2 separate regions of the Mus musculus genome follow, and region 2 is linked to region 1. Evidence: chromatin loops called from intact Hi-C (ENCODE). Cell type or tissue: heart. All regions are shown on one strand. Links, peaks and the distances in the headings refer to the core of each region. The heading gives the core; the rest is flanking DNA.

Region 1 (7,442 bases), core at 869-5,868:
CATTTCACCAGTGAAGGAACGGAGGCATGAGGAGTAAACCTTTCCAAGATCACAGGCTTACGGGGAGAATCGAAAGAGAATCTGATCAACTCCAGGCCCCCATTCACTTTTTCCATTGCTGCCTCTGTCTAGACCCAACTCTGGTAGAGACTTTCAGTCTCTTCTTCCTATAGCCCAACAGGGCCTCCTCTGGGGTAGCCTTCTGAACACTTGTTCTCCATTCCCAACCTTGCCTCTCCCCCTCAGCCTGTGATCTTGAAAAAGTTTACTCCACATGTCTCAGTTTCTTTGTTCATGGAATAGGGATTTGGGATGCTGTCAGCTTGGGTAAGATGGTCCTTCATCTGTGAGCCTAATATTGTTTTTATCACAAAAGTGATACACATAAAATCTCAACAATGTGCAGGGGTCACCTGCACAAGACCAGTGCAATCAGGAAGACAATATGGATTGGGGGTGGATTTCACAAGGCTCGCCCCTGGGTGAAGGGCTACAGGCACATCAATGGCTGCTGAGAGAAGAAGAATCAGCCTTCTCAAGGGATGATGAACCCCTGCTAGGGGAGAGGTTATTCTGTCCTTAGACACAAACCTATGAGCAATGCCAACTTGACTTGACAGGAGATATATCTATATCTGTCTATCCATGTATGTATGTATGTATGTATGTATGTATGCATGCATGTATGTATGTATGCATGCATGCATGTATGTATGTATTATGTATATCTCCCATTTATCATCTATGTATCTATGTAGTTATCTCTCCTATGTATGTATGTATGTATGTATGTATGTATGTATGTATGTATATATGTATGTATCTCTCCTATGTATCTATGTATCTATCTCTCATATGTATGCATGTATGTATCTATCTATCTATCTCTTATATGTATGTATATATGTGTGTATTTATCTATGTATCTATATATCTAAGTATCTATGCATGTATGTATGCATTATGTATATATGTATGTATGTATGTATGTATGTATGTATGTATGTATCTATCTATCTATCTATCTATCTATCTATCTATCTATAGGAGATCATGAATTTGAGAGTGAGTGGGGCCACAGAAGGTGTTGGAGGGGGTAGGGGTGGGTGGAAAGAATGTAAACCCGGTACGCATGAAATTCTAAAAAAAGAAAAAAAGAAAAAAAAAAAAAAAGAAAAGTTGCAAAGGCCAGATGTGTCTTTTCTTGTCACCAGGTTGGGAGCCTGTGACTTTGGCTTTACAGTTAGTCTTTATGTTTTCAGAGGCAGTGATGAGAGGAGTTGGGGGACTTAGGGTGCAGTGAGCCAGAGTCAGACACTAAGGCATGCACTCGGAGACAGTGACTGCCGAGCCGTCCTCACCATGCAAGATTGGGGCACTGTGGACTGACTGTGCACACTCCATTCCCTGGCCCGCTCTCGCCGCTGCCATCTCTAATGTGCACCAAGATCCTGCCACGAGCTGGATGCTGCACATTGGGTCCTCGTGGCCTCTTTAGTGGTCTCCACACCTGACACGCGTGTTGCCCTTGGAGGCTGTGCAGAGAATGGGAGCACCACCGAGATCTGGACTTTTACCACGATTACCACACTGAAGCAGCACTGTGGAGTTCTTTTCAGGCTCTTGCAAGAGAAGGGCCATCTCTCACATGGCGTAGAGTGCGCTAGCTATGTCTCCCAGGCTCAAATGCTGTATGAACGGTCAGAACTTGCCTGCCCCCCACATACCTCATCTCAGCCCTCTATCTTGTAGGCCACTCTACCTCCAGAATTTGTCCATTCGTTATGGGCAATTTTTACTTTCTTTCCATAGCTGTTCCCTTCAATACATAACCTTTTAAGATTACATTTTAGTGCGCGTGTGCTGTGTGTGTGTGTATGCATATATCCACAGAGGCCAGAGACCAGCTTTTGAAAGTCAGTTCTCCTCTTTTACCATGTATAGATTCTGAGGATTGAACTCAGGCCACCAGTCTTGGCGGCAAGCCCCTTAATCCATCTTGCTGGTCCCCAACACCTTAAAACCAGTACTGTAAATCTCTGACAGCCCGTTCTTCCTTATCATATCTATGTCGAGATTCTTGGGGACTTTGGGGGCTGAAGATGTCTCTGTCTCATGAAGTCATTTGCACTTAGTATGTCCTCCACTCTAATTCTAACCCAGTGGTTTCTAACCTGTGAGTGTGGCCCCTTTTAAGGGTCACGCGACCATTTCACGGGGTGGGGGTGTAAAGGGGGCACATATCAGATATCCTGCATGTTAGATATGCACATCACAATTCCTTAACAGTAGCAGAATCCATGAACTAATTTGTACCTGAGGCACATTGCAATAACAAAGTAACACTGAAAAGAATTTTATGATTGGGGGAAGAGGGTCACCCCAACATGAGGAACTGCATTAAAGGGTCACAGCTTTAGGAAGCTTGAGAACCACTGGTTTATTGCAACACCTGGCATGCGGCACACACAGACAGCCTGCTGGCTCTCTCGTACATCATCGTCCCTTGCTGGTGCTTGATGGGATATCTCTGGGAAGGCCCCACGATGCTGGCTACATTGTAGCTGTGCTCTCGGTGAGAGAAGGTCTGAGCATGGGAGGGATGCATGCTATCTAGTTCACACCAGTGAAGCCCCCCTGATCCCCGGGGGCACCTGTTCTCTTCCCATGAAAAGATAGCCATTGTCGTTTTCTAAATATCTAAAGAGATGCTGAAGTTATCTCACTTCATCAGCTCTCCCAGTGTGTTCTTTTGGAAAGAATAGAAACTCGTCTTCTTTAAACTCACCCTCAAGCAGGTGTCCCCAAACTCTGACTTCTTAGCCTAAATATGTCCTGTGGTTTGCTTTTTATAGGATTTTTTTTAAAAAAATAAGGGCTATGTAACTAGGCATAGTGGTACACACACCTGTGATTCCAGTGCTTGGGAGATAGAGGCAGGAGATTCAGGAGTTCAAAGCCAGCCTCAGATACATAAGCAAGTTCAAGATCCGCTCCCACAACGCTGGGCTTCAAAACCAAATAAACAACAAAAGAACTGTTTGTATAAACAGAAAGTTCCACCGATATCTACTGGAAGTGTTTCTCTAGGGAAGATACAGTTCCATCGCAGCAGCAACGTAGATGGCTTGTGAAGTCTAGCGGGATGGCAACTTTGGGGACCAGATACATTGTTGCTGTTCTCTCGGATTCTGATGAAGCTGTTCACTCCAAAAAGATTTCTCCCTGGGGCTCTTGAAGCCCAAGAGACTGGAGATGATGCTTGTGTTGCTGCTCTTTGCTCCGGGTCATGTTTCAGTAACAAACCGTCTTCCTTGTCTGAGCATGTAGGACTTGTTACTGTTGTTGACAGTCTCTGCCTTCCCTTTTGGGCAAGACCCTTAGGTTTCGCTCAAGGGCATGGTGAGAGTGGTGCTAAGAGTTGCCACTAGATGGCGCCATAGTTACGAGCAATAGACCGACCGAGCTGGAGTCTGGCGTGGAGGAAGCAGAAAGTCTTGTGATTTCAGGCTATTTCCTGTCCTAGACAGACCTCATTCTAGACTCTGCTCTGCCACAGATCGTCGGTGTCTTTGTATGCTTAATTAAAAAAAAATGGGGATTATAAATAAAGTAATGCTCCATTTTCCCTCAGAGAGATGCGGTGAACATCAGGGAGACCAGACTTCAAGCGCCAACCACAGTTGGGCAAGGTGGACCAAAGGGCTCTGTTCTGATCCAAAGCTGGATGAAGGTACGGAGTTCTAGGGTGGCACACTCAGGACAGCCGTAGCTACAGATGACCCAGTTTGCTTAAAAAGACAACAGGGAAGGAAGGGTTTGGGACATTTTTATTATAAATGATAAACCATTTGAGGAGTGAGCTGTGTTTGCTTGTGATTGAACACAGTACCACGTACACATAAAAATCACCCAGCACAGTATGCACAGTTTCAATTTTTTTATGTAGTTAGGAATCAGTTACAAATAAGTTCAGGGTCTGGGGAGTCAGTACTGTGTAAGCGTGAGGGTCTGAGTCCAGCTCCTTTCACCCATGTCAAAAAGCCAGGGTGGGGAACATGTGCCACAGACTCCGGCATTGGGAGGCAGACACAGGCGCGCTTAGAAGCCTGATAGCCAGCCAGCCTAGCTGAATCCACAAACCCCGGGTGCAGTGAGAGACCCTGTCTCAAAATATTAAATGTGAAGCATGCTATGGTGTTTGTCAACTTGACACAAACCTGAACAGCCCTGGGAGAAGGGAGACGGAGCTGAGGAGTCCCTCTCACCACTGTAACCCCAGGCATGTCTGTGGGGGATTGCACCCAATCCATTGTGAGGGTGCTGTCCCCAGGCAGGTGGTCCGAGGCTGCAGCAGAAAGCTAGCTGAGTGATTTATAAAGAGCAAGCCAGTGGGCAGAGTTCCTCCATGGCCCGTGCTTCAGTGTCTGCCTAGAGTTAATATCTTGACTTTTTTCATGATGATGGACCGTTCCCTGCAAGCCAAATAAATCCCTTTCCTCTCCAAGTTGCTTTTAGTCAGCGTTTTATTTATTCTTTTTTTGTCTTTTTTTTTTTTTTTTTTTTTGAGCCTGGATCTCACTGCATAGCTCTGGCTGGCCTGGAATTAAAGGTGTCCACTACCATCCCTGGCAGGGTAGAGTAGTTTTTATCCTAGCAGCACACGAAAAAGACAGAGTGGTAGAAGGCCACTCAATGTTCACCTCTGGCCTATGTGTATGTACACACACACACACACACACACACACACACAGGCACGCACACACGCATAAACACATGCACAAACACATGCTCACACATGCACAAATGCACACACACATGCAGGCATGCATGTGCACACACAAACATATGCACACACATCTATACACACAACCTTATACAAGCAAAACATAAATGTAATTTAAATTTAAAAAGAGTGGAAGAATCCTTTCGAGCCTCTGTCTCCTTGTTTGCAGAACAGCAAAAAGCCAGTGCGTGGGGGCCGTGGGGGCCGTGGAGGCTGTGGGGACCGTGGGGGCTGTGGAGCTGGAACCAGATAATCCATTCCACACTGTGTAGAAGGGAGCAACCTATCAGTCAGTGGTGCGTCTGTGAGTCTGTCTGTCTGTCCTCAGGGCTCCGTTCTCTCCTCTCACTTCTCATTTTATCAGAAGGTATCCTGATGTCAACCTCTGCCTTCCACATGTGCCCATGCACAGCATGAATGTACACGTGTGCACACATACATGCCATTTCTTTATGTGCATCGCAGTTAACCATTCATCTGTCCCTGAATCTATACTCTACCTGTTCATTCATCCATCCACCCATTCATTCATTCATTCATCCATCCACCCATTCATGCATGCATTCATTCATCCACCCACTCATTCATCTGCCCATTCATTCATTCATTCATTCATTCATCTATCCACCCATCCAGTTATCCATCTCTCTACGCATCCACTTATCCACCCACCCATCTGCCTATACTACTACCTATTTATCCATCTCTTTATCCATTCATTTATTCATCTGTATGTACTCAGGAATGTCATATGCCAATATAAATAATTACATTACGCAGGCAAAACACATGGCACTAGGTTGTCGAATTTACAAAAGCTCACAAATGATAGCTTGTTCTCCTAAGATCTGATTGCCGCACCCAAATGCCACACCTTGAATTCTTCCTTGGGAAGATGTCAAACATCCAGGTTAGATTTATTATCCAGGGCTTTCGGGGAAGGGGAATGGTGACAAGAGTCTGGGAGAGAAAACAAGAGTCCACATTGGACAGTGAGCGGAGGTAGGGAGCCTGGTGGGGGAGGGGAGGGCCACCTGGGACCACCCTCTCCAGACAGTCATATTGTTAGAAGTGTCTTCAGCTGATCTCACTGCTCCATGCCGTGTGTCCAGGAGAGAAGAGAGGAGGCTACGGGCACAGGCTGGGCTTAGGGATGTGGTGCTGGCTTGCTTTCCTCCACGGGGACTGGGCCCCTCTATGTCAGGATGGTGCGCTGCCGGAAGGGAATGTTGACTCGGCTCTGTAGCCAGTTGATGTAGTCTTCCTGGGGCATATGAATAATGTGTTCTCTCACAAACTGTGGGGTAAACACAGTGTTAATCTCAGAGTCTGGTTTGAGAGCCAGACTAGACTGCCACTCCCAACCTCTCCTTGACATCCCAGAAACCTTTGTGAGATCCAGGATTCCCCCCTCCCCTGACCCCCCCATGACTCAGACACTCATCTTTAGGTTGGTGCAAAAGTAACTGAGAGTTTCTTTGCATCACTGTTAGAATACATAATACAGACTGATGGCTACGTGATACAATGTTTTTAATGCCACGGTCCTTGATTTACATGTTTGGTAGTGACTTGTGCCCTGATGTTTATTTTATACTGTGGAAATCTATGTTAGTCGGAGGACAGATATGAGTTTCTTTTTGGAAAAAAAAATTATTTTTCATTTTATATGTGTGTCTGTGTGTGCCTGTGGAGGCCGGGAAAGGGCATCGGATACCCTGAAAATGGAGCGACAGGTGGTTGTGAATGAGCATATGGGGAGCAGCCGGTGATCTTAACTGTGGAGCCATCTCCATAGCCCTTTGATGTTCTTATTTGAATTCAACAGAGACAGTGGGTTTGCTCCAGGGGCTAATGAATGTCCAGCGCAGGGCGGTTCAGGGAGACAAGGGCTTGTTGAGAGCCACCATGGAAACTGATCCTTTTCACAAGACTCAAGAAAAGTGTTGTTTGAACTGTCAGTTTCGCTTACTATGCGTAGAAACAGCTATTTCTCGAGTGAGTTGTGACACGGGCCAAAACATGGACAGGGTAAGGCAAGCGATGACAGCCAGCTCTGTAGCTAGGACTGAAAGAGGCTCTAAGGCAGAAACCAGACTTGTACCAATACCCATCATGGCTGCTGTTTGTTGGGCTGCTTTTCTGATCCATTACAGGCGGGGGGGGGGGGGGGGGGGCATCCCTGGGGGATCTGGTGCCCTCTTCTGGTTTTGACGGGCATCAAGTACACTTGTGGTGCTTCTATGTGCACACAGGCAAAGTGAGTATACATGTACAACAAAAATAAATCGAGAGAGAGAGAGAGAGAGAGAGAGAGAGAGAGAGAGAAAACCAAAACCACTCAAATCTGCTGTGGTCTCTCTTCTTGGTTGTCAAGTTGGCTACCTCTGAAATTAACTAAACCCCAAGCTGCTGGGGTTTACCCGTGTGGGGGAAGTTTTCTTAATTAAATCGTTTGAAGTGGGGGAAAAATCCACTTTTAATCTGGATCTTTAGATGTGGGAAGTTAATAATACCTTTGATTTGGGTCACCCACACCTTCCTGCCGGCAGCAGATACAGAGGACACGGAAGAAGGAAGCCCCTCTCTCTGCCATCTTGCCCTCACTTCGGCTGGCAAGTCCATTCCTCCACTGGCACCAGAGCCTGCTTCTTTG
Region 2 (7,442 bases), core at 1,517-6,516, 470 kb after region 1:
CCCATAAAATAGAAGATCATGGACCAAACACTTCTGCCACCAGACAAATTTCCCCCGGTCCCACCTGCAAGGCCATTTTCTCTGGCCACTGTAGCACTGCCGTGCCAACAGTAGATGCAGGGAGGTGAAGCCGGTGGCAGAAGACCAGGGACGTAAAAGCGCTGACGTCAAACTCTCCACCAAAAACCTCTGAGCAAGCAGACAGTGCCAGCTCTAATGACATCTGGTGTCACATGTACCCCTAGACCCCCCTACCTCTCCAGCCGGAATCAGTGGGTTTCTCCCCCCCACCCCCCACCTCCACTCACATGTCTACTCTGCTTATAGGATCTCCATTCTGCTGGTCCTTCTTGCTTCCTGTCTACCCATTCCCCCCACACTGGATGCTCCATTTGTTTAAAAGACCTGCTTGAGCATCAGTCAGAACAAAGAAAAGTTCCTGGATGTGGGCTTACTCTTCTCGGATCTATTTCTCCAGTCAGCCTTCGTCGACCCCACACTTGCTGGGAAGTTCAGAGTTAGTTGGAGCTGGATGAGGCATCTGTCAGAGGCTCTTTTCCCAGACATGTTTTCCATCTAGTCCCTAATGCAGCCTGCCAGGATTAATCAATCCTGCGAGCGCCCCCCCCCCCAGATCGTCCCTTTAACTCTCAGAACCGCTCAGCCAGCAGCAGCAAAAGATGAGTTTTTATACAGCCTTGATTTTCTCTGACAGAGGGCACAGCCCTCTCAAAGACTTCTGAATCTAACGATCTAGGAAAATATTGGGTATTTCTCTGCTGTGGAAGGCTCTGTGCCCCCTCAACCCCCTCTTGTCTTCTTTTTCTCCTGCCTTTGTATTTCTTCCCATCCTCTCCCCTCCTGTCTTTTTTTTTAACTACTGCTCCAGCACCCCAACTCATTCCAAAGTTCAAAGCCACCAGATCCTTAAAAAATAAAATAAAGTAAAACTTTCAGTATTATCTTCATGCTGACTTTGAGCTTTAGAGTTTTGGTTTTGGGTGCTGAAAAAGAAAGAATTCAACACGAGCAGCAGCTTAGGCTAAGACACGGAGGAGGGTGCTGCTTGGAGCGAGCGTATCTGAGGGAATAGCATATGGGCTTTTGTTGAAATGTTCAGAGACCCGCTAGTTTCTGGGCCAAGGGTTAGAATGCTTGTATTGAACACTGGCTGAGCTGAGTTCATGTCTTGTACAGCATCCCCTGACACCTCAAATCCACCACTGCTTTGCTCCCCTGACCTATGCACTTGGCGATAGCTCGAAAAGTTTTCAGTCAAGTACGTACCCCGAGCCACACCGCCCACCCTAAGAAAGCAAGGGGGTTTGCATAGGAGGTGCGGAGTCTGTAGGAGTGTTGTTCCCCGTCAAAAAATTCCTGTCCCTTTTCAACAGCCTCTCCCTTACACAAGCGATAATTTCTCATGTTCCGGCGTGAGATACCGGGTACGACGGGCTTAGTCCAGACACCCTGTTCCAGTTGCCTGCGTCCACCCGTCAAGATTCTGGGGCACAGGCAAGAAAAGGGGGGGGGACCTCCCAGTGTCCCTAACTCATGAACGAGGTCATTACCTTGGCATCGGCTTGCGGGCTGTGATACTGGCGACGATGATGCTCTCGGGACGCGGAGTGGCCACTGCTTTGAAGGTCCCTTTCCAGAACTTCTCAAACAGCTGTTTCTCGCCCTGCTGCAGGCTAGCCATCCTGAAAGCCCAAGGAGCCCGGGAGCCTGGGGCGCTGTCCGAAGTGCTGAAACGTGGATTACAAACCCGATGACACGCCCTGGGCTCCGGGGCGCTGTCCGCGTGAAACCCCCAAGGGGTGGGGTGGGGAGAGATCGGAGTTCAGGGCGGGGGATGGGATAGAACGGGACGTCTCGGGTTAGGCAGGCAGCGGAGAAAGAAGGTGGTTCCCCGGCTGGGTTCACCTCTTGGCTTGGCTCTGAGCTGCGCTGGGAGCAGGCTGAGCTCCGTGTCTTCGGCGAAGCAAAGCTAGCCGGCTTTCTCTACCGCGCAGAGAACAGAGAGGAGGCGACCGGGGCGTCTGCCGTGCGTGCGCGTGTGAGCTCCGGCGCGCCCGGGTTTTGTCTCTTGCACAATGTGACGTTGGAAGGGGAGGCTGGTCGCGCGAGCTGTACTTTCCTCCCTCCCCTTCTCCGTCTCCTCCTTCCCCAGCAACCCCTCCTTCTCTGGCTCAGCCTCCCGCCGCCATCTGCATAACAAAAGCCCGCAGGTCTGAGGAGGAGAAAGGGAGGGGCGAGCGCTTGTCTCTAAGGCCCCGTGGCCACAGAGTTGCGACTCTGACCCCTCTGAGAAGCGACCCCAACACCTCAAACAGAATCAAAAAGGAGATTCTTTCTCTTAGCCCTCACCCTTCCTCCATCGTCGCAGGCCTTCCCCTCAACCCTTACATGCGCACTCCCGGGCCTGGGCCACCTCCCTATCCTTTTGCAAGACTTGGGGAGCATCTTCCATTGAGGGAGCTACTAAAAAATGCCCCACCTATCCACCCACGCCAACCTGCCTTCACCCACCCCACTTCTGGGATGGACTGCCGAGGTCTGCAAAGTGTGTGTGTGTGGGTGCCCCTATGATTTTCTTTACGCCTGGGGGGCTCTTCCACCCCCCCACCCCGAAAATGCCATTTGACGGACAATCCGTCACCAGCGCGGTTTCTCGCCATCTGTCGAGCCGGCCCCCACCCGCAGAGGGGCGCAGCGTCACATCTGTGCTTGCGGCGCTATAAAGGATATCTCTTTTGTGCCTCGCAGCCGGCCTGCTTCGCGTCCCCGCTGCCAAAGCCCTCCAAAAGAACACCCCTCCCCCACCCCCCTGAGAACCCGCAGCCTGGGTGTGAAACAACAGTCCGATTTGGCAAAGAAAGACTGAGGGGGGAAGGGGGGGGAGGGCTTCCGAGGATTACAAGTAACTTTTTGGTCTTTCCATCTTCTTCCTCCCCCCTACTCTCCCAGTCCCAGCAGAGACTCAGAATCTCAAACTCCAGATGCGCAGGCAGTAGACAACAATGTCTCCCCGTTTTGCCGTAAGGGTCTTCTTAGGGAAGATATCTTAGTGAGATTTCCCCAGCCCATTTCTCCTCTGGAGCCTTTTAATACTTGGGAGTTTCACCTACCGCCAGGGTTTAAAAGTGAAACTCCTACAAGGAGCTTCTGCTAAGTCTTACAAACCTCCAAGCACTGACACCGGGTTCCACCCTGAAGGCAGAAAAAATTCTCTAATTTTTGTTGACCTAGTAGCAGTGGGGAGCGAAGACACCCCCACCCCCACCCCCAACATCAGTGCGAACTTTGTAAGTAAGTCCTTTGTAAGAGAATAGGAGGTACACGGAGGGGGGAGCAGAGTAGGGGAGAGGAGGACAGGATGGGGCAAGAGAAGCCGGGACACAGGAACAAGGAGTGAGCGTTGGCCTGGAAGAGGCTACAGGAGGAGTTTGTGTGTGATGGCTGTGTGTGATGGCTGTGTACCGGTTTAGGAGCGCCAAGCGCTCACTCCGCAGTGACCCCTTCTGGTCAGTAACTAGAAGTGCATTTTGTTGGCTTTTAAAGGGAGTAGCAGAGATTAGGAGGTGGGATGGGGTTGGGGCTGGGAGACTTGAGGACAGAGGAAAGTAAACCAGGGAGTGAACTTTCCATGTCCTGATCCCCTGCATTCAAATTCCTCATTCTTAGATTGCGTCTAGGACCTAGCAACCCTTGGATGGCTGTCACTTTAAAAGCCATCGAGCTGTCTTCCCTCTTAGCCTTGACTATTTAAAGAGAGAGAAAAAAAAAACAGTAATCAGGTCTGGGAGAGCACTCTGGGAATAAGAGGCATACAAGACTGGAGCTAGGCAAAGTCTACAAGATGCCAATGAGCCCATGCTTCGAAGCAGACAGTGCTGTGGTTTCCAAGTTGTGTGCCTCCTCGAACAAGCTCAGGGCTTAGCACCCAGACTTTCAGCGAGTGACCTCAGTTGTTGTATTAGTAATTGTCTTGTTACTGTGAGCAAATCCCTGATAAGAAGCAAACTAGGGGACGAAGGCTTTATCTGGCTCAGGGTTTGATTGAGTCCATCATGGCGTGTGGGTTGGGGACGGGGAAAGCATAGGAACCTGATGGTCCTGTTACACCGTGGTAAGAAGCCGAGGGAGATGAAAGTTGCCGCTCATCTTTTTTGGATCCTTTTTACAAAATCTGGAACAACAGGTCCATCTCTACTCAAAGCGTGTCGGGCTATTTGTCTGACTCGCCGCTGGGATGCCCAAATGCCGCTTGAAAGCCACTCTGGGGAGGCAGAACACTGTCAGTAATAGGGCTCCCAGCCTGTGATTTCCCAGATGAGGATGTGAAACAGCGGGGTTTGGGACAGATGCTGTGGGGTTTGGGACGGATGCTGTGGGGTTTGGGACGGATGCTGTGGTTCCCTATCTGCTGTGTTCTCAGAGTTGCATCAGACCTCGGGGAGTTGGGAACAGGGGTCCATGGGTACCAGGACAGGGGTGGAATCCGGTTTGGTTTTGAGTGAATGCCAAGAGTCCGGATGGGTTGGAAGAGAGAAGGCCTTCTCTGGGAGATTTAGGTGCGAGTCTTTGTGACCAAGACCTCCCCCTCCTCAGCCCTGGGCAATCTCGATGAAGGACCTTGCTTGTCCAAACTGCTTTATTTGACGGCGGATGTGAACGTATACATCTTACTCGGGGTGAAGGAGGGATTAAATACTTTTTGCAGGAAGAAATGTCCAGGAAGGGAAGCTCACTGGCTAAACACACCTGACCTATTTAAATACCTCATTAGCATGGAGAACTCCGGGTTTTTATGCTACATGACCGATTCTCAAGGTCCTCTCAGTGGGGCATCATGGTTACATGTTCCAGATCAGGTAGTTTGGCAGGGAGCTGGCCTCACATCTTCTCAATTCTGAGGTTTCCTGGGGTTTGCAGCTTGCTCAACCTTACCAGTTCTTCTGTCTGGTGTCACAGTCCCACAAAAGTGGGTCTTCCCTTGTCAGTTAACTTTCTGGAAACATCTTTATAGAAAGAGAGATACATTTCCACAGTGCTTCAAGTCCAGTCGAGTACACAAGGAAGAACTCTCCCTTCTTGCCAAAGCTTCCATTTCAATATCTTACATTACATTTCTTGGGTGATAACCCAGTATCACCAGAGCAGCCTTGCATGGTATTTCACAAAGACCGAATATTCTGGGTTTAAATAGACTGGCTTCGGGGATTAACAGAGTCAACTGGACGGGCAGGCTACAAAGCAGTCTATGGAAACTAGTTTAGTAAAGAAAATCAATTATTATCAGAGGCTAAAAGCACAGCCTCTAGAATCAGATGGAGCTGGGCGTGGTGCACAGATCTGCTACTTTTTAGGCAGATGACCTTAGGCAAGGAACTAACTCCTGCCTCAATTTTTCTACCCTCCCCATCCTAAATGGAGACATTAAAACATATTTCACATGATTCTTGTGAGGGTTACATGATTTAAACATTAGGGCTGGTTTCTCTGATAGAACTCAAAGCCTCATTCCTTTGTCATTGTATACAGTAGAGCCATCTCTGTCTCCCTCACAGTGTGCCTGCTTGCTGCCTCCCCAGGGGCTATGCCAAGAGCTGATACACATCAGCGTGTTGGTTAGTGAACAGTGAGCACACACCCGTGACACAACTGGTATTTACCCTCTGTGTGCCATCGCTGGAAGACATTGCTAATTCTGACTCGAACTCCTGGGACCAGACCTCAGAATCCTTCCCAAAACCCACTTCTGGATAGAGTTCCCGGGTAAGTTAAAACTGGCACTCTTTGTATAAAAATCTACTTCCATCCACTCCTTCAGGATGCTTCTGTCCCCGATGGTGGTATCTTTTCAGTTGTGGAAGGACAGATGGGGCAAAAGGGACTCTGCTTACACCCACGAATTCCTCATGAAGATGAACAAAGCACCCTGAAGGAGGGCAGCATCTCACTTGTTATTTTACAAACTAAGAAATCAGTGGAATGGGTTAAGCTTCTACTTTCTGTGCATGTGTATATGTATGCACATTCGTGTGTGTATGTGTGTGCGTGTGTGTGTATTGCTTGTGTGCATGTAACATGCGGCGGTCAAAAGCAACCTCAGATGTCACTCCTTAGATGACATCAATCTTTTTACTGTGTTTGTTTGTTTGTTTGTTTGTTTACTAGCAGGGGTGACTCACTGGCCTGTAACTCTCCAAATAGCCCACCCTGCGCACGGGGGACCTGAAATTCTGTCTGTTTCCGTTTTGTCTATGGTGGTACCACATGAGCTCATCTCACACTCGGCTTTTCTGAAGTAGGTTCCGAGGATTGAACTTCGGTCTTCAAGCTTACACTTGAAGCATGGCAACCACTTTGCCAACTGAGCCATCTCCTTGAGCCCTATTTATCCGTTGGTGGACTGCTTCTTCTTGAGCTGCCTATTCAACAATGAGGGATATTTCTGTCTGGAAAAGTTCTTTATAATACACAGAAAATAACTGATAGCTTTAAACATCGCTGGTTTGCAGACGTGGTGATGACCTCCGTTGTCAGCATCACAAGAAAAGACAAAACCCACATGTTACTCACACTGTGGTGGAATTTATTTTAAATTTAAATTTGATTAAGCTCTTACAATACTTCCCAGGATAGAGGAAAATGCAGGGAAACTTTCCTGTCAAACCACAGCAGAGCGCAGATGACAGAACAGTGAAATTTCTCACAAACAGTAAAGGAGACAGAGGGATGGCTGTGCACAGTGGGGAGGGGTCCTGGTTACCCTTAGTTTTGTGACACAATGTTGAGGCATCTGTGAAGAGGAAACCTCAATGAAGGAAGTGCCCAGAACTGATTGGTCCATGAGGTGTCTGTGGAGCTATGTCCTGATTCCTAGTGGATGTAGGAGGGACCAGCCCTCTGTGGGCGGTACCATTCCCCCATGCAGCCCTCTGTGGACAGTGACGTTCCCCATGCAGTCCTCTGTGGGCGGTGCCATTCCCCATGCAGCCCTCTGTGGGAGGTGCCATTGCCCACGCAGGTGGGACAAGCTGAGCTTGAGCCTGTGAGCCAGTTAGCAGCTTTCCACTGTGGTTTCTGCTTCAGCTCCTTCTTGAGTCCTTGCTCTGATTTCTCTCGAAGATAGTGACATGGAATTGTACATCAAATAAACCCTTTCTGCCCCAAGCTGTTTTATATCAAAGTGTTTTGTCATAGCAGCAGGAATGAGAACAGAACAGAGAGGGGCAGCAAGTGAACACTACAGATGGGATGCCTGCAGGGTGTGTCTTCATCCACAGCAAATGGGCCTTATTTGACTTTGTCGTCAGCATCCCAGCACTGTGACAAAATGACTAATACAACCAATTTTAAAAGAAAGGTTTGTTTGTGCTTGTGGTTTTAGAGTTTTCAGTCCATGGTTGATTGGTGTGATTGCTTTGAAATCC

What was found. Hi-C counts contacts between places; a loop is a spot of excess contacts. Peaks named below come from ENCODE experiments on the same cell type or tissue, not always from the same donor. Only the 100,000 strongest peaks of a DNase experiment are listed, where the experiment ranks them.
Region 2: a loop joins it to region 1, with 15 times the contacts of the local background. A loop is called at or near these places in 10 of 42 quality-filtered maps.

Annotation. Positions count from the first base shown.
Region 1 is chr5:116,120,095-116,127,536 of GRCm38, forward strand. Ccdc60 (coiled-coil domain containing 60) reads right to left here. Exons shown (of 14, transcript NM_177759.3): 14 at 5,487-6,083. The coding sequence ends at 5,982. It overlaps C330018A13Rik (RIKEN cDNA C330018A13 gene), which reads left to right and starts at 3,520. Exons shown (of 2, transcript NR_153384.1): 1 at 3,520-3,733. In heart, for the core only: a CTCF peak has its summit at 3,425 (motif pointing right); a DNase peak (open chromatin) is centred at 3,427; H3K27me3 peaks cover 893 bases.
Region 2 is chr5:116,589,763-116,597,204 of GRCm38, forward strand. Srrm4 (serine/arginine repetitive matrix 4) reads right to left here and starts at 2,055. Exons shown (of 13, transcript NM_026886.3): 1 at 1,572-2,055. The coding sequence starts at 1,702. In heart, for the core only: a CTCF peak has its summit at 3,525 (motif pointing left); no DNase peak of the experiment used is centred there; H3K4me3 peaks cover 1,957 bases; H3K27me3 peaks cover 4,127 bases.